Regions from separate parts of the Homo sapiens genome. Here all the other regions are linked to region 1. A link is an interaction called in ENCODE POLR2A ChIA-PET data of the cell type or tissue named here. Cell type or tissue: A673. All regions are shown on one strand.

Region 1 (8,000 bases):
TATGCAGATACCTTAAAAACATCTACCACAATTCAGAAAGTATTCAAATTCCAAACCATGTAAACATCCAGTTATTTGGGCCCATGTAATTGCATTGTTCACTTTATTCGTACAGTTAAAAAAAAAAAAAAAATCCCGGGACATTTCTTCTGGAATTAAATGGTATTTGGCATTAGAGGAGTTCGCGAACAGTCTACATCAAACCAGGGTGCTGAAGTCTCTGTGCCTCCTTCCAAAGCACAGCCAGCCCTGGGGGCACAGGAGGGAAGTGTCCAAGTGCCAACACCTGCCCACAGAGCATATCAGTGTTTCTCACCATTTGTGTAAAAGAAACACAAAAAGGATAAACCAGAAACTGATGTGACTGTGTATTTTGTTTCCTAGGACTACTGAAACACAGCACCACAAACTAGGCAGTTTCAAAAAGGTCCACAGTTCTGAGCCAGGCACACAACCTCACACCTGTAATCCCAGCACTTTGGGAGGCCAAGGCAGGAGAATCGCTTGAGCCCAGGGGTTTAAGACCAGCCTGGGCAAGAAAGTGAGACTCCATCTCTGCAAAAAACACAAAAACTAGCCAGGTGTAGTGGTGTGCACCTGTAGTCCCAGCTACTTGTGAGGCTGAGGTGGGAAGATCACTTGAGCCCAGGATGTTGAGGCTGTAGTGAGCCAAGATCACACTACCGCACTTCTGCACTTCAGGCTGGGTGAGACAGCGAGACTCTGTCTCAAAAAAAAAAAAAAAAAGGTCCCAGGTTCTGGGCAGCGGTGCTTCCCACTGGAGGTGCCGAGGGAGAGTCCATCCCGCACCTCTCCCCAGCTTCTGGCAGTAGCCGGCATCCTTGGTGTTTCATGCTTTGCAGACCCTCCAGGCTCTGTCTCTTGTCACATGGCAAGCTCTTCTCTATGTGAGTCCTGGCTGTGTCCAGATTTCCCTCTTCTTATACGGATACCAGGAATACTGGAGTTAGGCCCCACCCCCATGCAGTGTGACCTCATCACAACCTGATACATCTGAAATGACCCAAATAAGCTCACACTCACAAGTACCAGGGATGAGGACGCGAACGTATCTTTCTCTTTTTTTTTTTGAGACAGAGTCTCGCTCTGTCATCCAGGCTGGAGTGCAGGGGCATGATCTCAGCTCACTGCAACCTCTGCCTCCTGGGTTCAGGCGATTCTCCTGCCTCAGCCTCCCTAGTAGCTGGGATTACAGGCACGCACCACCATGCCTGGCTTTTATTTTTAAAAGAGACATGGTTTCACCATGTTGGCCAGGCTGGTCTCCAACTCCTGACCTCAAGTGATCTGCCCACCTTGGCCTCCCAAAGTGCTGGGATTACAGACGTGAGCCACCATACCTGGCCTCTTTTTAAAAAAGAATAAAAATAGAGACAAGGTTTCTCTTTGTTGCCCAGCCTGGTCTTGAACTCCTGGACTCAAGTAATCCTCCCACTTTGGCCTCTTAAAGCACTAGGATGACAGGTATGAGCCACTGTACCCGGCCTTCAAACCCCACAGCTTGGTTACCTACAGGAGGTGTGTATTAAACTCCCCGTGGCACAAACCCGGTAGCTTACAGTAACAGACACTTATTCTCTCACAGTCCTGGAAGCAAGAAGTCCAAGATCAAGGTGCCACTAGGGCTGGTTCCTCCTGAGGCTGGGAGGGAGGGTCTGTTTGCGCCTCTTCCAGCCTCTGCAGCCTCTGGCGTTGCTTGGCTTGTGGGTGGTCATCTTCTCCCTGTGTCTTCCCTTCAGGACGTCTGCCCTTCTCCCTCTACACATGTCTGTCTGTTCAAATGTCCCCATTTTATAAGGACACAGTCATACTGGATTAGGGCCCACCCAAGTGAACTCATCTTAACTTGATCACCTGCAAAGACCCTATTTCCAAATATGGTCACATTCACAGGTACTGAGAGCTGGGACTTCAACATCTTTCGTGGGGAGACACAATTCAACCCCCAACCAGCATATGTACAGAGAATGCAAAGAAAGCGGGAAGGGGAGAGGGCTGGCAGAGCTGAGGGAACATGACACTTCCACATACATCTTTTCGTATGTCTCTCTTAGAACCATGGTCAGGTTTCTCATACTCAAAAAACAAACCATTACTTAGCCAGACGTGGTGGCGCACTTCTAGTTATCAGCTACTCGGGAGGCCGAGGTGGAAGGACTGCTCGAACACAGGAGGTGGAGGTTGCAGTGAGCCGAGGTCGCACCACTGTACTCCAGACTTGGCGACAGAGTGAGACTCTGTCTCGAAAAAAAAAAAAAAAGAAAAGAAAAAGAAAAAGAAAAAGAAACCGTGAAAACAAAACAGGGCGCACATGAACACAAAATGAAATACAAACAGCAAATATGCAGAGCTGTGACGATGACATCACCACTCTGAAAGAAGAACTAACCTAAGAGACTTCAGAAAATAGCACTTTGACTGTTACTGTAAAACTAACCTCAGAGGACAGCACACCATCACCAGGCTCGGGCAGGAGATGTGTCCCCTGCGGAGTCAGCAGGTCTGAGCCCGATTTACGCATGTGCCAAGATCAAGCGGAAAAGCTGATTGTGGCTACTGAGTTGGGGTCCTCACAGTTGAAGAAAAGTCACTGATAAGGAAGGGGCAGGAATAAACCCTGCGGGGCGGCACTGGAGGTACAGGCATCAGTACAGGCTCACAACCTTTGCCATGTGTACAGACTGGATGCAGAAATCAATACCGGAACATTTACACACACACATTTCCCAGCTCTGTCCACTGACGCGTGACAGGGCCCAGGCGCGATGACCCCCCACTTAGGCTACAGAGAGCAAAGTCCAAAAGCTGTTCCAGTTTCAGCACTCTAAAGTCCCACGTCCCAGGGAAAGCCTTTGTCCTGGCAAACTAGGACGGCTGGTCACCCTACCTGGCAGCCAGATCTTGGTTTGTGAATACCTCTCTCCAAAAACAGGAACCAGAGATCCCTGCGGAGCACACAGAGGAGCCTAGGACACCCAGTGGTGTGCAGAAGGACGAGAAAGGACGGGGTGTGTCAGGAGAACACACAGCCCAGCCAGAAGGGCTCCCAGTGGCAGAATCTAGGACAATCTGTGCGGCAAAATAACGAACGACAATAATGGATTGTAAGCTGTGACCCGGCAAATCAAGCAAACATCGGTGCACACTTAAACAGAGGAGGAGCAGCAGCTCTTCATCACAGCAGAATTCCAATGAATAAACACAAGGAATGGCAGAAAACAGAAAGCACACCATCAGGAAACACCACAGCAATAACTGGCTGGTGTAAGTTACTACTATTTTGAGACAGGGTCTCACTCTGTTGCCCAGGCTGGATCACAATGGCACAATCACAGCTCACTGCAGCCTCGACCTTCCCGGGCTCAGGTGATCCTCCCACCTCAGCCTCCTGAGTAGCTGGGACTATAGGCCGTGTATTACCACTCCTAGCTAATTTTTTTTTTCTTTTTTTTTTTGACTGGGTCTCACTCTGTCGCCCAGGCTGAAGTGCAGTAGAGTGATCTTGGCTCACAGCAGCCTCAACCCTCCGGATTCAAGTGATCCTCCCACCTCAACCTTCCGAGTAGCTGAGACTACAGGCTCATGCCACCATACCCGGCTAATTTTTGTGTTTTCTGTAGAGACAGGGATTCACCATGTTGCCCAGGCTGGTCTCAAACTCCTGAGCTCAAGTGATCCCCCGGCCTCTGCCTCCCAAGCGCTGGGATTAGAGCCGTAAGACACCACGCCCAGCCTAAGGTTATGTATTTGAAGCAGTGGTAGATACTGCCAAGTCACACTCCACAGAGATCCTATCAGTTTACGTTCCCACAGCAATGTACTAAAGTGCATATCATCCTACATTCCTGCCAAGTCAGTGTTGAGATGAAACTCTTGGATCTTTGCCTATTGGTCAGATAAAATTTTCACTGCAGTTTTCACTTACATTTCTCTTATTATAAGCAAAACTGAGCACTGTCCCGTATTTTTAAATATTTCCTATTTCCTTTTTTGTTAAGGGACTGTTGGTATCCTCTGATAATTTTTCTACTACATTTTAAATCTTCTTCTTATTGATTTGTAAGAGCTTTTTATATATTAAGGAAATTAGTCGCCAGGAGCGGTGGCTCACACCTGTAATCCCAGCACTTTGGGAGGCCGAGGCGGGAGGATCACGAGGTCAGGAGATTGAGACCATCCTGGCTAACACGGTGAAACCCCGTCTCTACTAAAAATACAAAAAATTAGCCAGGCGTAGTGGTGGGCGCCTGTAGTCCCAGCTACTTGGGAGGCTGAGGCAGGAGAATGGCATGAACCCGGGAGACGGAGTTTGCAGCGAGCTGAGATGGCGCCACTGCACTCCACCCTGGGCAACAGAGCAAGACTCTGTCTCAAAAAAAAAAAAAAAAGGAAATTAGTCTTTTGGTTGTAAAAGCCTTCCTCACTCTAAGATTAAACATGATTTCCCCATGTTTCATTTTTCTAGTCTTTTTGGTTTTTCCCCAATTAATATGCAGAATTTTTTTTTTTTTTCCTCGAGAAGGTCTTGCTCTGTTGCCCAGAGCTGGAGTGAAATGGCGTGATCTCGGCTCACTGCAACCTCTGCCTCCCAGGTTCAAGCAATTCTCCTGCCTCAGCCTCCCAAGTAGCTGGGATTGCAGGTGTGCACCACCATGCCCGGCTAACTTTTGTGTTTTTTTGTTTTTTTGTTTTTCTTTTTTAAGTAGAGACAGGGTTTCACCATGTTGGCCAGGATGGTCTCGAACTCCTGACCTCGTGATCCGTCTGCCTCAGTCTCCCAAAGTGCTGGGATTACAGGCACAAACCACTACACCCAGCCTATATTTTTGAAAGGATTTAATATAATATTCATTATGGGAGGAGTATATAGAAGTCCTCACAATTGGGAAAAAGAAAAAAATAAGAAATCTATATTTCCAGCCAGAATTGCAAGACTTAGTATCATAACGCCAAGATTACATTAATTGAATTGACAGCATTCTTAAAAGCAGATTTGATTTCAGGTTATGTAAACTTTCCACAACAACTTTTTTTTTTTTTTTTAGAGTCTCACTCTGTTGCCCAGGCTGCAGTGCAGGGCGCCATCTCGGCTCACTGCAAGCTCCGCCTCCCGGATTCATGCCATTCTCCTGCCTCAGCCTCCCAAGACTACAGGCGCCCGCCACCATGCCCGGCTAATTTTTTGTATTTTTAGTAGAGATGGGGTTTCACCGTGTTAGCCAGGATGGTCTTGATCTCCTGACCTCGTGATCTGCCCGCCTCAGCCTCCCAAAGTGCTGGGATTACAGGCGTGAGCCACCGCGCCCGGCTTCTACAACAACTTTTAATCACTAACTCAGGTGCAGTGGCTCATGCCTGTAATCCCAGCACTTTGGGAGGCCAAGGCCGGGGGGTCGCTTCAGCTCAGGAGTTTGAAATTAGCCTGGGTAACATGGCAAAACCCCATCTCTACAAAAAAACAGCCAGGTGTGGTGGTGCATGCCTGTAGTCTCAGCTACTTGGGAGGATCACTTGAGCCTGCAAGGCAGAGGTTGCAGTGAGCCAAGATCACGCCACTGCATTTCAGGGTGGGAGATGCAGCCAGGCCCTGTCTCAAAAAAAAAATTAAAAATTAAAAAAAAAATAAACCATTAGAGGAATAAATCTGCCTGAACCAGATACCAAACACGCTAGCTGTACAATTTCCGTCTTTGTGTTTCTCCTACACCCTAAAGGAAAAACCACAAACCTCAATGTCAGGCTACAAGATCTTACTGTTAAACTATCTGGTGGTTTGGGGTCGCACAAAATGGGAAGCACTGATAGTTTGAATGTGACACCACACACCCCTCCCCTTCCACCCCCCACATCCCTACCCACTACTGCCAGTGCCCATGCAGCTCCTCCACTCTGCAGCTGCAGTCTCAGTAGCTGGGACTCCTTCCCATCCGAGTTGCTGCAGGGCCTGGCTGCAGGCCCTCTCTCCCATTCAGGCCTCCCTGGCCCCAGCAGTTCACAATAATCTCTTCCTATGAGTTCACTGCACTTAACTTTTTATGCTGCCCATTTAAAAAAATTTTATACTGGCCAGGCGCAGTGGCTCACACCATAATCCCAGCACTTTGGGAGGCCGAGGCGGGTGGATCACCTGAGGTCAGGAGTTCAAGACCAGCGTGACCAACAGGGTGAAACCCCATCTCTACTAAAAATACAAAATTAGCACTGGGTGCCTGTAATCCCCGCTACTCGGGAGGCTGAGGCAGGAGAATCACTTGAACCCACGAGGCAGAGGTTGCGGTGAGCCGAGATTGTGCCATTGCACTCCAGCAGCCTGGGTGACAAGAGTGAAACTCCGTCTCAAAAAAAAAAAAAAAAAAAAAAGATTTATTCATGTATTTACTATTTCTTTCTTTCTTAGAAAAGAGATTGCTCTGTCACCCAGGCTGGAGTGCAGTGGTACAGTCATGGCTCACTGCAGTCTTGAACTCCTGGGCTCAAGGGACCTTCCTGCTTTACTCTCCTGAACAGCTGGGACTGCAGGTAAGCACCATCACACAGGACTAAATTCTTTTTTTTTTTTTTTTCCTAGAGATAGGGTGTTTCCATGTTGACCAGGCTGGTCTTAAGCTCCTGGTCTCAAGCAATCTTCCTACCTTAGCCTCCCAAAGCTGCTGGGATTACAGGTCTGAGCCACCACGCCCAGCCTGTGCTGCTCATTTGAAACTGCTGCTATATGCCAGCATATGACATTTCCCACTGTTAATTTTTTGGTTAATGTATAATTTATCTCACCAAATTAGGGCAGGAAAAAGCTTGTATTTCTCAGTAACACTCTTTGAAGACAGGAACATCCATATTTCTTGGTATGCCAAAGTATCTATCACAAAAGCTACTCTTTACAAACTTTTTTTTTTGAGATGGAGTTTCCCTCTTGTTGCCCAGGCTGGAGTGCAATGGCGCGATCTCAGCTCACCCCATCCTCCTCCTCCCGGGTTCAAGCGATTCTCCTGCCTCAGCCTCCCGAGTAGCTGAGATTACAGGCATGTGCCACCACGCCTGGCTAATTTTGCATTTTTTGTAGAGACGGGGTTTCTCCATGTTGGTCAGGCTGCTCTCTAACTCCTGACCTCAGGTGATCCGCCCACATCGGCCTCCCAAAGTGCTAGGATTACAGGTGTGAGCCACCACGCCCAGACTTTTTTGTTTGTTTGTTTGAGATGCAGTCTCACTCTGTTGCCCAGGCTGGAGTGCACTGGCACAATCTCGGCTCACTGCAAACTCCGCCTCCCAGTTCAAGCCATTCTCGGGCCTCAGCCGCCCGAGTAGCTGGGACTACAGATGCACATCACCACGCCAGGCTAATTTTTATATTTTTAGTAGAGATGGGGTTTCTCCATGTTGCCCAGGCTGGTCTCAAACTCTGGGGCTCAAGGGATCCTCCTGCCTCAGCCTCCCAAAGTGGTGGGATTACAGAAGTGAGCCACCGCACCTGGCCAAGGGTGCATATTTCAAACACCAGAGTAACCACTAAAATAATAATTCAAAGAAGAATAGCTTTAAAAAGCATTAGATAAACCACAATGGAAATCTCAAATACATTTCATTGATAAGGAAAGGAAAAACAGGGAAAAAATCCAAAAGGACAAATAAAAGGCAAATAATAAAATGGTAGCAATAAATCCAGCCACATCGATATTTACTCTTACATTAACAGACTGAACTCTAATTATAAGGCAAGGATTGTCAGAATTGGTAAAGGAAGACCTAATTACATGCTATCTACAAGACACTTTAAACATAAAGAAAAAGATACACTTAAGACAAATGAATGGAAAAATACATACCATCCAAAAAGTGTGTTTAAGAAAGCTGGAGTGGCTCTATTAATATCAAGTAAAATACATTTCAAAATAAAAAATATTATTAGGAAAAAAGAAGGATATTTCAGAATACTACAACAAACAATTCATCAGGAAAATGTAATCACAAGTGTGTATTTG
Region 2 (8,000 bases), 120 kb after region 1:
GAAATTTGTGTTAAGCAAATGTGTATGCTATTGGTAAGGCTTCTGATCAACAGCAGGGGATTAGTAGTAGTTAAACTTTTATGGAGTCAAAAGGTTACAAGCAGATTTTCGACTGGCAGGGTCAGCACCCTTAACCCCTGAGTTGCTTAAGGGTCACCTCTAATCCACTGGGCAGGAGGAGGTGGCAGGAAAAGGGCATAGATGGAGAGAGCCTGGTAAGGTACTGATAATCACTAACCAAGCAGTAGGCGATGGGTACAGAGAGGTTATAGTATCCTCTCTACCACTGTACAGGTGTAAAATTTATGTATTTATTTATATTTTTTGAGAGTGTGTCACTCTGTCACCCAGGCTGGAGTGCAGTGGCGTGATCTCGGCTCACTGAAACCTCCCTCTCCCAGGTTCAAGCAATTCTCCTGCCTCAGCCTCCTGAGTAGCTGGGATTATGGGCTCGTGCCATCACACCCAGCTAATTTTTGTATTTTTAGTAGAGACAAAGTTTCATCATGTTGGCCAAGCTGGTCTTGAACTCCTGACCTCAGGTGATCCGCCCACCTTGGCCTCCCAATGTACTGGGATTACAGGTGTGAGCCACTGCGCCCGGCCTAAAATTTTCCATAATAAAGTTTTTTATAAAATTAAAGTGCACTGAAATCAAATATATACTAGATAAAGGCAGGAATGGGAAAGAGGAACCCTCAGCTATGCTTCCGTGAGGGCCTGCAACCAACTGGAATTCCTTCCATCAACAGATGTGGGCCAAGTTCCCTGATGACCCCCAGCTCCAGCCTCCACAGGTCAATTCAGGAATTGCCATGGCAATATCCCAGTGCTTATCTTTCTCCCTGTGGAGAAACAACGACTAATTAAGAAACTGGATGCTTGGGCTGCCTGTCTTTGCTTTTTTGCAAAGCTCTAATATTCCACCTTCTGTCTATTGTGTGTTCTGTATTTCTGGAGTAGTGGTCAGTTTGATGGACTGGGAAGGTCCCCGCATAGGGAAAACCTCCCAGGGGTGAGTTTCCAGTTAAGAAATCATAGCTCAGTTCTCTCCATCAGCCTCACCTGGTGACTGCCACGCCAGCATGTCCACTCTGGGTAACTTAACATTCCTTCTATGGACTTCAAACTCCTCGCCTGTAAGATGAGTGTCTTGAACAAGATGGATCGTATTATTTCTTTCAGCTCTAAAAGTCTAGGCTACAAACAAATCAACACTCAACACAACTGGCCCTTTCTGCTGAAATGCCTGTACAGAAACACAAATAAAAACCAAAGGAGTATAACCAGAAAGTTCTAGCTCTGTGCATTTCATACGCAGGTGATTTCCTTCCCCATGTAGTCCTCCTAGGTGACATTTCTCACCTTTTGGAAAGCAATCACATTCTTGTCACCACTAGGTGCTCTACTTAAGTGAACTGAGACACTAATTCTTCTGCAAGTCCACAAACCAGACTCAATTTCGAGTTCAAATGACTTAATCTAGGCAAGATGGTAGCTCGATAAATATTAAGCACATTTCTGATTTGCAAGAAGCTTCCTTCAACTGTCATCTGAAACTTAATTGAAGCAGGAATTTATATTTTCAGAAACCACTATACTAAATTAATTCCATGGAACACTTACTACTCTCAGAATTTGTCTTATTACATATAACCAAACCGCTGAAACATTGTTCTTAGAAGCCTAGAATTTGAATACAACAACACGAACAACAACAAAAAATATAGTTTTTTTTCCCCCAGTTCCTAAATTTCTGACTTCGGACAAAATATGACAGAACACCCACACTCATTTTCCCTCGATCAATTCATCCTCGAAGTCAACTGGTATTCACCAAGTGCCTGGTATGAGCCAAGCCCAGTTCTGAGGCTGCGTAGATGCATTTCCCACTTGTCACGGAGCTCACACCTTATGTCAACCAATTTGACAAACAAACAAACAAAAAATCAACGTCTTTTGGAAGTTTCTAATTAATTAGGCCCAGCATTGACAAACCAAAGTGGGTGACAGCTGAAGGGGTGGGGAAGGGAACAGGTAACCATCTTCCTTCCACACCAAATGCCCAGGCACCCTGGCTCCAGAGAAGAGGGGACCTAAGTACCAAGAGGCCAGTGTGCTCTGTGGACCTCAAAGTTCACCTGACTTGCTTCAGAAAGTTTATTTCCAAAACTTCCCAGATATTTTGACAATTTTCCTAAGATAGCCCTGCCAGGGTGAGTATGAGTGTGTGATCAGATGGGTAATACTTGCCTGGCCTGGGGCCCTTTTCTAACTGGTCAATGTTGTTTAGTGTGTGTGTGTGTGTGTGTGTGTGTGTGTGTTTGAGACAGAGTCTCGTTCTGTGTGTGTGTGTGTGTGTGTGTGTGTGTGTGTGTGTGTGTGTGTGTGTGTGTGTTTGAGACAGAGTCTCGTTCTGTTGCCTAGGCTGGAATGCAGTGGCATGATTTCAGCTCCCTGCAACCTCCGCCTCCCAGATTCAAGCAATTCTCGTGTCTCAGCCTCCCAAGTAGTTGAGTTCACAGGCATGCACCACCACACCCAGCAAATTTTTGTATTTTTTAGTAGAGACAGGGTTTTACCATGTTGGCCACGCTGGCCTCAAACTCCTGGCCTCAAGTGATCCATACACCTCAAGCCTCCCCAGGTGTTGGGATTACAGGTATAAGCCACCACGCCTGGCCATAACTGGTCAATTTCAAAGGGTAACCCAGTGTTTGGAAGCGCTCTGACAGATTTCATCAAAAACGTGTTTGTACCTTTTCTTCTTGGCCATCAGATAAGAGAGTGAAGGAAACAGTCTCAACAAGTTTTTACCTTGATTCTCACAAGGTAAAAAAGATGGCAAGTCAAAGATCATGAACGGTATGTAAGGAACGTCCAGCTCATAGGGATCTACACAATTCTCAAAAATAGGGGAAAAAATTCCCGTCTTTAGCCTATGATAAAAACAAAACCCAGGCTACATGCAGGAGGTTAGGGTTCAAATCTCTGGCACCAGGGCCAGCCCCAGCCTCTCCTTATCAGAGAAAGTTAATAACCAGGCTAAAGAGGTCAGCTCTCTCACAGGGTATCACTGCTCATTGCCCAGGCAAGGCTACCTCCTGGTGCCAAACCACCTCCTGGCAGAACTCAAGAGCCATGCACTGGTCCTAGCCTGCAGTTATGAATAAAAACCATTTGCTTCTAGAGATTCTAGATTTCTGAATTCCTAGTATATATCTATTCTCCATTAATCAAACTGAGCACTGTGGTCCCCCACCCTAGGCTAACATATACTTCTTAGGACCAATGCCCAAAATGAAATACTAAAATCAAGATGTCTAACGCTAATTAATGAAAATCTACATTTCTTTAAACGTCCCAACAGGTACTTGATAATAGTTTGGTAGGCTGGGTGCTCATGCCTGTAATTCCAGCACTTTGGGAGGCTAAGGCAGGCGGATCACTTAAGGTCAGCAGTTCGAGACCAGCCTGGCCAACATGGTGAAACTCCATCTCTACTAAAAATACAAAAATTAGCTAGGCATGGTGGTGCGTGCGTATAATCCCACGATGAGCCAGAATAAACTGCTTGAACCCGGGAGGCAGAAAATGCAGTGAGCTGAGATCTTGCCACTGCACTCCAGCCTGGATGACAGAGGGGAGACTCCATCTCAAAAAAAAAAAAAAAAAAAATTTTTTTTTTTTTTTGTAAAGCTGGCTTTATTTTCAATGGAGGTTCATCAGGATTTGGTTTAATGCTGCTAGAGAACCTCTATATAATCTTTTAAAAAGTTTTTTCATTTTTAATTTTGGGAGGTACATAGTAGGTATATATATTTATGGGTTACATGAGTTTTTTTTACAGGCATGCACTGTGTAATAATCACACCCAGGTTAAATGGGGTGTCCGTCACCTCAAGCATTTATCCTTTGTGTTATAAACAATCCAATTACAGTCTTTCAGTTATTTAAAAATGTAGAATTAAATTATTTTTGAATAGTCACCCTGTTGTGCTAGCAAATACAAAGTCTTATTCATTCTTTTTTTTTGTATTCCATACACTCTTTTAAATAAAATTAAAAAAGCAGAACAGAGAATAGGCAACTGTTCAGTTAATAGTAAAATTTATATATTAACAAATTAAAACCCATAAAGTATTTATATTCTGCCTCATTCAACAACAGCCCATACATATTAGAAGTTTCTTTTACTCTGTTCTTCCTAACAGAACTCCTTTAAGCATTTAATTCAAGTTTAATCTCAGAAAATAGGAAAAGTTAACTATAGTAAGTACCCAAAAAAAGAACAAGAGCTTCCATAATGAAACTAAATTAAACAATGCCTCACAGCTCTCCCAGGTTTCCCATTAAAAAGCATTGTGACCAAGCGTATCAATCAATTAACTGTTTGAGAACCTACTTCTGTTTTCTATCACTTCACTCAGAGAGTAAAAATATGTAATGCATAGTCCCTGTGTATGATAAGAAAAATATTGAAGCCAGATCCTGAGGTTTCCCCAACTCCAACCACTGCCCCCAAGAAAGAATGGGGGTGAAACTGGATTAGCCTTAACATGACTGCAGTGTGAGCTCTGATGAGGAAATTCCTCTTTAAGTTCAGCTCAAAACCCAAGAACAATACAAAGAGGCACCTGCAGCAAATCCTGGTGCTGAGCCTAGCCCATCCATTAAATCCTGTGGCTGCGGGTCTGAACTGTCTGGCAAGTAGGTGAGTGACCATGATCAACAAAGAGGAGGGAAAAGGCAGACTGTGACTGTCCATCTACTCCAGCAGACATGGGTACCACGGAAAGTACAAAGTACCACACGGCTCTAGAGGATTATCTGTCACATAAATGTTTGTAATAATCTATCCTGAACCTGTTTTGGTCACAAAACTAGGATAAAACTTCTCACCTTCCTGGAACATTCTCTGCATCCCCTGCAACATACCAGGGATGCAGCGGAAGGACCCAAATGAATGAACACGCCAAAGCACCACCATGCCACGCAGCCCCTAGGAATAGAGCCAGGAAGGAGGTGGTCAAAGAACCACGAACAAGTGACCAAAGTCAAGGCACAAAGAGGGTCAGCAATGGCTGGAGGGGGCATCGGAAGAGGCAGCAGGAACAGTGCCCTTTCTATCTTCAAAACTTCCAAACAAGGATCTCAGCTACCAGTTGGAGTGGACAGGAGTGGACAGCTACTTTCCCATGCTGAAAAGTCGGGCAGAACGAGAACAGGCCTTCGGAGTTGGTTTTCAGAATGGTGAAACGGGTGTGTGTGATCACAGCAGATACACAAGTCCAGTCTGGCTATAAAATGGGTCCTCTGTGCTACATCTTTGGGCCAGGAAAACCCTGACTTTGGTACAAGGCCCCACTCATGCCCTTACCCAGAGCTTTCCACTTGCACACAGAATTACTGACCCATCAGCCTCCATGGTCACTTCTGGCTGCCAACAGCCTCCTCTGTTTACCTCAGTGTGTGGGACAAATACTATCATTTTCTACTTGTAATGATATGACAGCTATCAAAACATTAGTAAGAAAACAAGCTCCAGGCTCAGAAAGACCAGAAAGATTCTCTCCACTCACTAACCAGGAGAATCTCTCTACTACTCACCTAACTCCCCCTTCTCTCAAGTGAGATCTAGTCTCGTAAAAAAGTTAGTAAATGGAAATCCAAAAACTAATTAAGGGTTTAAGGAGAGAGAAAAGTCAAGTCAAGTCCTTCAATATCATCAGAAAAACTCCTGATATTGAAAAGGGGTTTAGACTGAAAGGTTATAGAAGAAATCATCAAAATAGAAGTATTTCCCCAGAACAGGTTTCTACAATAGTAGCAAGCCAAGCATCCATTTTCTGGCTCTTCTGTCGAAAAGGTCAGAGAAACACGTTCTTTGCAGGCCAAACTCCACTGGGGGGAGGCAATGGGCCAGGCAGTCCATGGGGGCAGGGGAGGGAGCATTTGGGTGGGCACCAGTTCACAATTTTGTGTGATGTTCATTTCTGAGGGTCACTCTAAGATCTCCTAAAGATTAAGAATACCTGTCCTTGGAGGAAGGAAACTTCCTCCATGCCCCTCATTTTCAGGGAAGGGCAAGCTGGTTCCTCATCTCACACAACCCTGAGCCATGTATGGGAGCCTTTGCAAATAGTCCACTTCCAGAGACATCAACCACTCATAAGAACAACCACTCCGACAAACAAACTCCCCCAGTTTTCATCTCCAAACGTCATTTTGAAGTGCACACTCACAAGAAGGGGTTGACCATAACCACTTATGAGTATGCACCTGAGGGGGCCACCATGTGACCAATGGGGGGCCGGGGAGGAGGACGGCCAGAAATGGCACTGCGACGCAGAACTTGACCTAGAGTCGGCCAGGCCATCAGAAACTCTCAGTGCAACAAGTGCCGAGTTTGATGTTTAGGTTTTCTTTTCTTTTTTTTTTTTTTTTTTTTTGAGATGGAGTCTCACTCTTGTTGCCCAGGCTGGAGTGTAGTGGCACCGTCCCAGCTCACTGCAACCTCTGCCTCCCTGGTTCAAGCGATTCTCCCGTCTCAGCCTCCTGAGTAGCTGGGACTACAGGCGCGTGCCACCACGCCTGGCTAATTTTTGTATTTTTAGTAGAGATGGGGTTTCCCCATCTTTACTAAAGACCACGTTGGCCAGGCTGGTCTCAAACTCCTAACCTCAAGTGATCCGCCTGCCTTGGCCTCCCAAAGGGCTGGGATTACAGGCGTGAGCCACCGCACCTGGCCTTAAGGTGGTTCCGAGGAGCCCACTAAGTCCATTTTTGCAGCAGCTGACTACTTCAGCAGTTTTCCTCACACCTCAAGACACGCCTCAAGCCACAATACACAGCAGACCACTCAGAGGAAGTGGGCTTTGGGGGGTGTCACTGATGCTGGTCAAAAACACACAAAAAGGAACCAAAATATGATGTTCAGTAATAAGCTTTGCAAAGACAAGTGGAGAAATAAGACTAGCTAAAACCTACCACTTTATAGGTGAGGAAGGGGCCCCCCGGAAAGGGCAGGGACACACTAAATCAGCCTGAGAACTCAGCAGACGCTCCCCACAGCCCCCACTAGAGGCTTCACCCTTGCACGGGGGCTCATCACCTCCCCGCTTAACGCAACTCTGTCTCCTTCAAGTTCACCGGCCTCACGCCAGTAGCCGGGACAGAGACAGGATCTGTCTATGAAAACAGGGTGGCAAAGTGCGGCCTGTGGGCCAAAGGCAGCCCAATGCCTCTTTCTGAAAAAACCAAATTTTTCTTATTGGAACACAGCCACAAATACAATTTCATCCATAGAGGCAACATGCCATTGCGGTCAACTATGTGGGCTCTGGGGATATCTGAATGGCGACTCCACCACTTGCTAGGGATTTACTTAAACCTCTCTGCACCTTGGTTTTATCATCTGTAAAATGGAGATCACAGCACCTCCTCTAAGGGTTGCGTGAGAACTAAACAAGTTCCTATATGCGAAGCACTAAGATGAGCAGCTGCGACAGTGAGTACTAGGGGTGAGGAGGTGAGAGACAGCTTTGGGAGCAATCATTCTACACTACATATGATTTCTTTCCTGACCATGCTTAAACAGTAATGAAATAAAGGAATGCTTTACAGAGAACGTGTAATGGTGGAGAGTGGTTCCAACATGTAGGACGATAGGGAGAGGCCGGCTGGGATTACTGGCATTTGGATTATGGGACATTTTCAGAAAAACACTGTGACAACAACAATCTTGTGCATTTGCTATTTGTAGAAATACTCTGAAAAGGCCATTATTTTCTAATTGTCCTGGTAAATCATAAGCGTTTCCAGTTTTCATTCTACATTGTTTTTTAGCTTTAAGAACAATAAACTCAGGGTGTTTATTTCAAACTTAAATCATAAGCAATAATGACATATGATTAAAATACCCTAGCCTAACATTCTTGGGTTAAAATTTAAACCAAAACATAGAAGAACTGAACATGAAAGAACACTCCCACGAAAAA
Region 3 (8,000 bases), 94 kb before region 1:
CTACAGGTGTGCAGCACCACAGCCAGCTAATTTTTTAATTTTTTGTAGTGATGGGTCTTGCTATGTAGTCCAGGCTGGCCTTGAACTCCTGGGCTCAAGTGATCCTTCCGCCCTGGCCTCCCAAAGTATTGAGATTACAGGTGTAAGCTACCGTGCCTGGCCAATCACCAAATCTGTGAACTGTGCTGAGTAATCTTATGTTAACAGTGTGAAAACTGGACTGTGCTGAGGTGGAAACCATGCTGTCCAACAACGAAATGGATGGAGTAAAGTGACTACCAAATTCTTAGATGTGGTAAAGCAGTAGTCCCCAACCTTTTTGGTACCAGGAACTGGTTTCATGGAAGACAATTTTTCCATGGGACAGGAGTAGGGGAATGGTTTCAGCATCAAAGCATTCCACCTCAGATCATCAGGCTTTAGATTTTCATAAGGAGAGCTCAACCTAGATTCCATGCATGTGCGGCTCACAACAGGGTTTGTGTTCCTGTGAGTCTAATGCCACCACTGATCTGACAGGAGGCGGAGCTCAGGCAGTAAAGCTTGCCTGCCCGCTGCTCACCTCCTGCTGTGTGGCCAGGTTCCTAACAGGCCACAGACCGGTACTGGTCCGAGGCTGGGGGGTTGGGGACCCCTGCACTAGAGGGTACCGACTGTGGGATCATGGGATTGGAAACTCAGGAAGGACCTTGAGGAAAACAGTGCGAAGATCATTTCTGCACCCCCCTAAAGGGGCAGGTCCAGAGCCTTCCAGAATGCAGATTCTGTCCCCTCCTCACTCCCTTCTAGACTGTGCCCGATTTCCGCCCTAAGTGTTTCATTTCCAGAATCAAAGAGGGCTCTTTTTCCCTCCAACACTATAAAAAGCTTTTTTTTTTTTTTTTTTTTTTTTTTTTTGGAGACAGGATCTCACTCTGTCCAGGCTGGAGTGCAGTGGTACGATCTTGGCTCACTGCAACCTCTACCTTCTGGGTTCAAGTGATTCTCCTGCCTCAGCCTCCCAAGTAGCTGGGACTACAGGCATGTGCCACCATGCTAATTTTTGTATTTTTAGTAGAGACGAGATTGTACCATGTCGGCCAGGCTGGTATCGAACTCCTGATCTAAGGTGATCTGCCCACCTTGGCCTCCCAAAGTGCTGCGATTACAGGTGTGAACTACTGCGTCCAGCCCATAAAAAGCTTTTTTAAATAGAAAAAGCCCTGAGTGCACACAGCATTATTTGGCTTGGTTTTCTTCCTTTTCGTCGACTTACCTGAACATGGGTGGGCTGCTGCTACCCTCAGGCTGTGCTGTCTGCAGCCGCACAGCCTGAAGCAGGAGCTGGGGGCCAACCTCCATCTTCACAGCACACTGCTTCAAGTGACTGGTTCTGCTCTTTAAGGTAAGAAACGGTTTCCCACAAATCGGGCACTCAGGGATCTGAGGCACAGAAGGTCTTAGTGTCTTTTCAGCTTCATCCAAGCACCTGAAGGAAAACAGTCAATACAGGAGAACCACCCTCCCCAGGAATGTGGATTGGAGCAAATGTGGGTCCAGGTCAACACAGACGTGCTGTGGTCAAAGCAAGTTCCCCAAAGCCAATCCCCTCTACACAGCCTGGCTCCGTCTCCCGGCAGTCAGCCCCTAGACACTACACTTAGGTATCTGTCAGCAAAGTTGGCTAAAGAAAGCAAGGAAAGATTAAATGCAGTTACATGATGACTTAGAAATTCCACTCCTAAGTAGAGACCCCAAAGAACTGAAAGCAGGTACCCAAACAAATACATGAAACCCATGTTCACGGCAGCTCTATCCACAATCCCAAAGGGTAGAAATGCTCCAAATGTCCGCCAATGGACGAAAGGATAAACCATGGTCATATTCCTCATCTAAGAATGGGAAAAACACAGTCTAGCCATACAATGAGATACTGCTCAGCCATAAAAAGGAATGAAGCCTGCTCCATGCTACAACATGGATGAACCTCAAAAACAACATATTAAGTCAAAGAAGGCAGACACAAAAGGACAACTGTGCAATTTCAGAATCGGCAAATCCATCCAGACAGAATGTTGATTAGTGGTTGTCAGGGGAGAGAGGGGCAATAGGGAGTGGCTGCCAATGGGTGTGGGGATTCTTTTGGGGGTGATGAAAATAATCCAGAAGTGATTGTGGTGACAGTTGCCCAACTGTGTGAATATCCCAAAAGTAGTGATTTGTTCAGTTTAAATGGGTGAACTATATGTTCTGTGAATTGTATCTCAACGAAGTTATTTTTAAAAAGGGGTAGGTTGACAACAAAGCTGAGGTGCTGTTGTCATGGTAAGGTGTGGAGATCCGCACTCCAGCCCTGGGGTGCTTGGGGATTCTGGTCACATACACGGGAGAGGCGACGGCCCAAGCTGCCCCCACCTGTTCACATGCTGTTCCCTTCGGGTCACGTTCATGGCTGAGAGGTTCTTTTGACAAATCTGGCAGAAGAACAAACCCTTTTCCTCCAGGCTATCATCATGTGCCGATGCTCCTACCCGTGCAAACTCCTGCTGCAGGGTCAAGGCCACCGCAGCGTCGCTCTCTGGGGCAGGGGGCCCAAGCCCATACACTGTGGAGAAGCACCAAAGATCCGTGAGAATAAACTCCAAAGACAAGCTCACCCTCAGACCTCTGCTCTGTCAGCTCCTGCAGACCATGGGGAGCAGGTGGAACGCAAAGAAACCAGAACCCAGCTCCACTCTGCAGGCTGGTGACTTGGACACTGTCCAGTGAGACTGGGCACTAATCAGCACTCCGGGAACAGCCGTCTCCAACTTTAACATGGATATGCATTACCTGGGAAGCTTGTCGACACTCAGATTCAAATTCAAGGGGTCCAGGTGCAGCCTGAGACTCTCCGCATTTCTAGCAGCCTCCAGGCTTGGCGATGCTGGCAGCACAGGACCACTCTGAGTAGCAAGGACCTAAACTTTCCCACTTCTGCTGAAGTTGGCTACCTCGGGCATTGCAAGTTCACAAGGCTCATATTCCAACAAAGCTAGATGTTCTCTTCAAAACTCACCCTTTCCTGCTGACCTTTTACTGCCCATGATAAAACCAGGGCAGAGTGAAATGCCTTTGGCGTTTAAAAGGCAGCATCTCTTACTTAGCATCAGACTCAAGAATGGACTGATTCTGGTCTTGAGATGGCTCCCAGGGTGGCCCATCTGATATTGCTGGAGCAGACCCCTGTCACTCACAAGGGATATGCCCTGAACGCCTCATAAATCCCCAAGTTCTTCATGGCTGTGGCCTACCAGTGCCTGCCACTGAGGCCAGCAAAACAGCACACCTTCATTTTGGTGCCCTGTTTTGTTTGTTTGTTTGTTTTTGAGATGGAGTCTCACACTCTGTCGCCAGGCTGGAGTGCAACGACGCGATCTCAGCTCACTGCAACCTCTGCCTCCCGGGTCCAAGCGATTCTCCTGCCTCAGCCTCCTGAGTAGCTGGGATTACAGGTGCCCACCACACCTGGCTAATTTTTAGTAGAGACAGGGCTTCACCATGTTGGCCAGGGTGGTCCTGAATTCCTGACCTCAGGTGATCTGCCCGCCTTGGCCTCCCCAAAGTGCTGGGATTACAGGCGTGAGCCACCGCGTCCAGCCTGGTTTGGTTTCTTAACAAACAAATGGTTTATCTCTTTCTGAGCACTTGCTGGGTGTGATGTGAAGATACAGAGAGAACTGAGTCAAATGCTGGGCAGGGGCGGAGCTCACACCAGCTGGGTGCCTCCTCTGCAACTCACATGTGCGTCCAGGACTGATGCCTCGGCAGGACATCAAATCACTGCCTGCTGTGGACCCTGGGGTGGCCTGAGACTCCTCCGTGCTACTGCAGTGAAATCTGCAATGCAATGCCAAGATCCTGCATACTTATTAGCTGTAGGTCTGCCGATAATGGTTTCTTCCTATTTCTTTTCCTTTTGTATATTTTCATCAGAGATGAGAATCCATATTGTTTTGGGGATGGAGAACAGGAGCACCTGGCATTATTACGCTTATTGGGCCGGTGCCACACCAAGTACACAGCAGCTATGGGGCACTGTCGCCACCCTGTCTCACCTGCAGCCAATGAGCCTCTAATCTACTCAGAGTGGGGCAACCCAATGGTTAGAGGAAGGAGTTAACGATCCCATAAAGAAATAAATCCAGAAAGTGGGAAATCTTATAATACAATTAGCCTAGCCTCTTCAAAAACTCAGTGTCATAGGGCTGGGTGTGGTGGTTCACACCTGTAATCCTAGCACTTTGGGAGGCTGAGGAGGGCAGATCCCCTGAGCTCAGGAGTTCAAGACCAGCCTGGGCAACATGGTGAAACCCCATTTCTAGTAAAAATACAAAAAAATTAGCCGGGTGTGGTGGTGGGTGCTTGTAATCCCAGCTACTCAGGAGGCCGAGGCACGAGAATAGCTTGAACCTGGGAGGCAGAGGTTGCAGTGAACCGAGATTGTGCCACTGCACTCTAGCCAAGCCTCTGTCAAAAAAAAAAAAAAAAAAAGTCAGTGTCATGGAAAACAAAAGGAAATGGGGGACTATTCTAGAATCTAGACCTTAGGATACTGCTGAGCTACAGCAATATGCAGTGTGTGAACTTACTGAATCCTTGTTCAGAAAAAAAAGAAACCAGCTACAAAAAATAACCTTGAGACAACCAGGGAAATTTGAGTTTGAACTGGACGCCAGGCACTATTATGGAATTAAGCGTGCTAATGGTATTGTGGTTATGCAGCAGAATCTAGGGGTAAAGGATCCTAATGTCTATAATTTACCTTCAGATAATATGGAAGAAAAATATGTACGCTTGGCTAGGCACGGTGGCTCACGTCTGTAATCCCAGCACTTTGGGAGACTGAGGTGGACAGATCACAAGGTCAGGAGTTCCAGAACAGCCTGGCCGGCATGGTGAAACCCCAACTCTACTAAAAATACAAAAATTAGCTGGACGTGGTGGTGCATGCCTGTAGTCCCAGCTTCCTGGAAGCTGAGGCAGGAGAATGGCTTGAACCCAGGAGGTGGAGTTTGCAGTGAGCCGAGATTGCGCCACTGCACCCCAACCTGGGAGACAGACCAAGACTCCATCTCAAAAAAAAAAAAAAATGTATATTTATAAAGACATAAACAAATGGCCAAATGTTAACATTTGTTAAATCTAGATTGAGGTATAGGGGATTAGGGGATTCATTGTAATTTTTTTTTTTTTTTTTTTGAGACAGGGTCTCACTCTGTTGCCCTGGAGTGCAATGATGCAATCACAGCTCACTGCAGCTCAACGTCCTGGGCTCAAGCAATCCTCCCACCTCAGCCTCCCGAGTAGCTGGGACTACAGTTGTGCACCATCATGCCCAGCTAATTAAAAAAAAATTTTTTTTTGAGTCAGAGTCTTGCTCTGTTGCCCAGGCTGGAGTGCAGTGGTGCAATCTCGGCTCACTGCAAGCTCTGTCTCCCAGGTTCACGCCATTCTCCTGCCTCAGCCTCCCGAGTAGCTGGGACTACAGGCACCCACCACCATACCTTGCTAATTTTTTGTATTTTTCATAGAGATGGGGTTTCACTGTGTTAGCCAGGATGGTCTCAATCTCCTGACCTTGTGATCTGCGCACCTCGGCCTCCCAAAGTGCTGGCATTACAGGCGTGAGCCACCACGCCTGGCCCCTAAAATTTTTTTGTAGAGATGGGGGTCTCACTATGTTGTCCAGGCTGGTCTCGAACTTGTGACCTCAAGTAGTCCTCCTGCCTTGGCCTCCCAAAGTTTTGGGATTATAGGCATGAGCCATCATGCCTGGCTTCATTGTAATTAAAACAACAACAACAAAAAAACCTTTTCTGAAAGGAAGAGTTCTTTGTGAATACTGAGGGTTATCTTTTTAAAAGGAAAAAACTGAAAGGGAAAGCTTTCATAATAAAAAGTCATAATTTTTAAAAAAAGGAGGCCAGGCACAGTGGCTCACGCCTGTAATCCCAGCACTTTGGGAGGCCAAGGCGGGTGGATCACGAGGTCAGGAGATCGAGACCATCCTGGCTAACAAGGTGAAACCTTGTCTCTACTAAAAATACAAAAAATTAGCCAGGCGTGGTGGTGGGAGCCTGTAGTCCCAGCTACTCGGGAGGCTGAGGCAGGAGAATGGCGTGAACCTGGGAGGTGGAGCTTGCAGTGAGCTAATATCGTGCCACTGCACTCCAGCCTGGGTGACGGAGCGAGACTCCATCTCAAAAAAAAAAAAAAAAAAAAAAAAGGAAGAGGGCCAGGTGCAATGGTTCACGCCTGTAATCCCAGCACTTTGGGGAGCTGAGGTAGGCAGATCACTTGAGGTCAGGAGTTCGAGACCAGCCTGGCCAACTTGGCGAAACCCTGTCTCTACTAAAAATACAAAAATTGGCCAGGTGTGGTGGCACACGTCTGTAATCCCACTGGCTGGGGCAAGATAATTGCTTGAACCTGGGAGGCGGAGGTTGCAGTGAGCTGAGATCATGTCACTGCACTCCAGCCTGGGTGACAGAGCAAGGCTCTGTCTCAGAAAAAAAAACAAAACGGTACCTTATCAAGGAAGCTAGGTGGGAAATGATCCCAGAGACTCTTCATTCTCTGGCTGGATCCAGTGAAGTGGCAAAGGTAAAACATCAAGCAGAGAGCCTATCCACAGAAGAAACTCAACAAATGCTGATTCCTTCCCGCCTCCCTTCCTCAGAGTTGTATTAACTTATCTCTGTGTGGAAGACAGAAACACACTCATCATACCATTCCCCGCCATCATCTCCTCTTGAGGATCCTTTGGGACATTTTCTTCCCGCGCAGCCTCGAGGGAGCACTCTTCTGAAGCGTGTCTCAAACGCTCGGGGTCTGCTCTCTTGAACTGCTGCATTCGCTGTAGGACCAATTGTGCTGTGCGGGGTTTGGAGGGACTTGGCACTGCTGTTGTCAAACAGGAAGGAGGAGGCTGGGAGTCGCTGTTGGGCACATTCTCTGGCAAGGAGGAAAATATTCACAACCATCTGTTGTAGCTGGAGAAATAAAAGACTTTTCTACCAGATACAGGTTAGACGCAAGTTTCAAGAGTCCTTTATCAACTAGTTTAGGTTTGACTCACAAATGTGAAGAGGACTGGTTGCTTGTTGGTAACCTCTTTGTTTATGGCAATATAGACATAAATATCAATAACAGGAGGGGAATGGGATGTGACTGCTAATGAGCATGGGGTTTATTTTTAGGATGATAAAACTGTTCTAACGTTAGGTAGTGGTGGTGGTTGGACAAGTCTGTGAATATACTAAAAACCACTGAACCATACCCTTTTAAATGGTGAATTTTATGGAATATCAATTATACCCCAATAAAGCTATTATTAAAGAAATATTAATGACAAAGGTTTATGTCCTAGATCAGTTCTTCTTTAACTTGGGATCCACGGATGATCTTCAGTGGGGATCCATGAACCCCATGAAGTTGTGTGCCAGTTTTGCAGATACGCGCATGGATACGTGTTTTGGGGGAACCATGCATAGATTTCATCCGACTGGCAAAGAGCACGAGAGACCAGTAAAGTTGGTGAGGCAACACTGCTGATGCCTTCCAGTAGTCTATGCGACCTGAGACTCTACCACCACTCTACTGAGAGGTTATTAAGATCAGGAAGTGAGGGCAAAGGAAATTTAGAAACAGAACTCAGGAGCTCAGAGAGCCCATGGTGTATTATATATGCAAGGGTAGTTTTCAGTTTTGCATGAAGAATGTGTAGTAAGCATATAGCTCAGTATACCAAGGGCAGCAGGGCAAGAAAACTGCTTTAAACAGTTAAAAAATTATCCAGGCACGGTGGTGGGTGCCTGTGGTCCCAGCTACTCGGGAGGCTGAGGCAGGGAGGACTGCTTGAACCTGGGAGGTCAAGGCTGCAGTAAGCTATGATAGCACCACTGCACTCCAGCCTGGGTGAGAGACCAAGATCCTGTCTCTAAAAACTAAGTAAGTAAATAAATCAATAACAATAACAA

The links. Peaks named below come from ENCODE experiments on the same cell type or tissue, not always from the same donor. Only the 100,000 strongest peaks of a DNase experiment are listed, where the experiment ranks them.
Region 2: POLR2A ChIA-PET joins it to region 1 with 6 read pairs; 2 of 35 experiments call an interaction of 5 or more read pairs at or near these places.
Region 3: POLR2A ChIA-PET joins it to region 1 with 8 read pairs; 4 of 35 experiments call an interaction of 5 or more read pairs at or near these places.

What each region holds. Positions count from the first base shown.
Region 1 is chr16:3,693,271-3,701,270 of GRCh38, forward strand. All of the region lies in intron 1 of TRAP1 (TNF receptor associated protein 1), which reads right to left. Among named protein-coding and RNA genes, the nearest start is that of TRAP1, 20 kb to the right of the region's middle. RefSeq lists an enhancer at 2,950-3,450. In A673, no CTCF peak of the experiment used is centred here; a DNase peak (open chromatin) is centred at 3,801; H3K27ac peaks cover 1,257 bases.
Region 2 is chr16:3,811,873-3,819,872 of GRCh38, forward strand. All of the region lies in intron 2 of CREBBP (CREB binding lysine acetyltransferase), which reads right to left. Among named protein-coding and RNA genes, the nearest start is that of CREBBP, 65 kb to the right of the region's middle. In A673, no CTCF peak of the experiment used is centred here; no DNase peak of the experiment used is centred here.
Region 3 is chr16:3,599,724-3,607,723 of GRCh38, forward strand. SLX4 (SLX4 structure-specific endonuclease subunit) reads right to left here. Exons shown (of 15, transcript NM_032444.4): 3 at 6,751-6,975; 4 at 2,395-2,584; 5 at 1,256-1,468. Among named protein-coding and RNA genes, the nearest start is that of SLX4, 7.9 kb to the right of the region's middle. In A673, no CTCF peak of the experiment used is centred here; no DNase peak of the experiment used is centred here.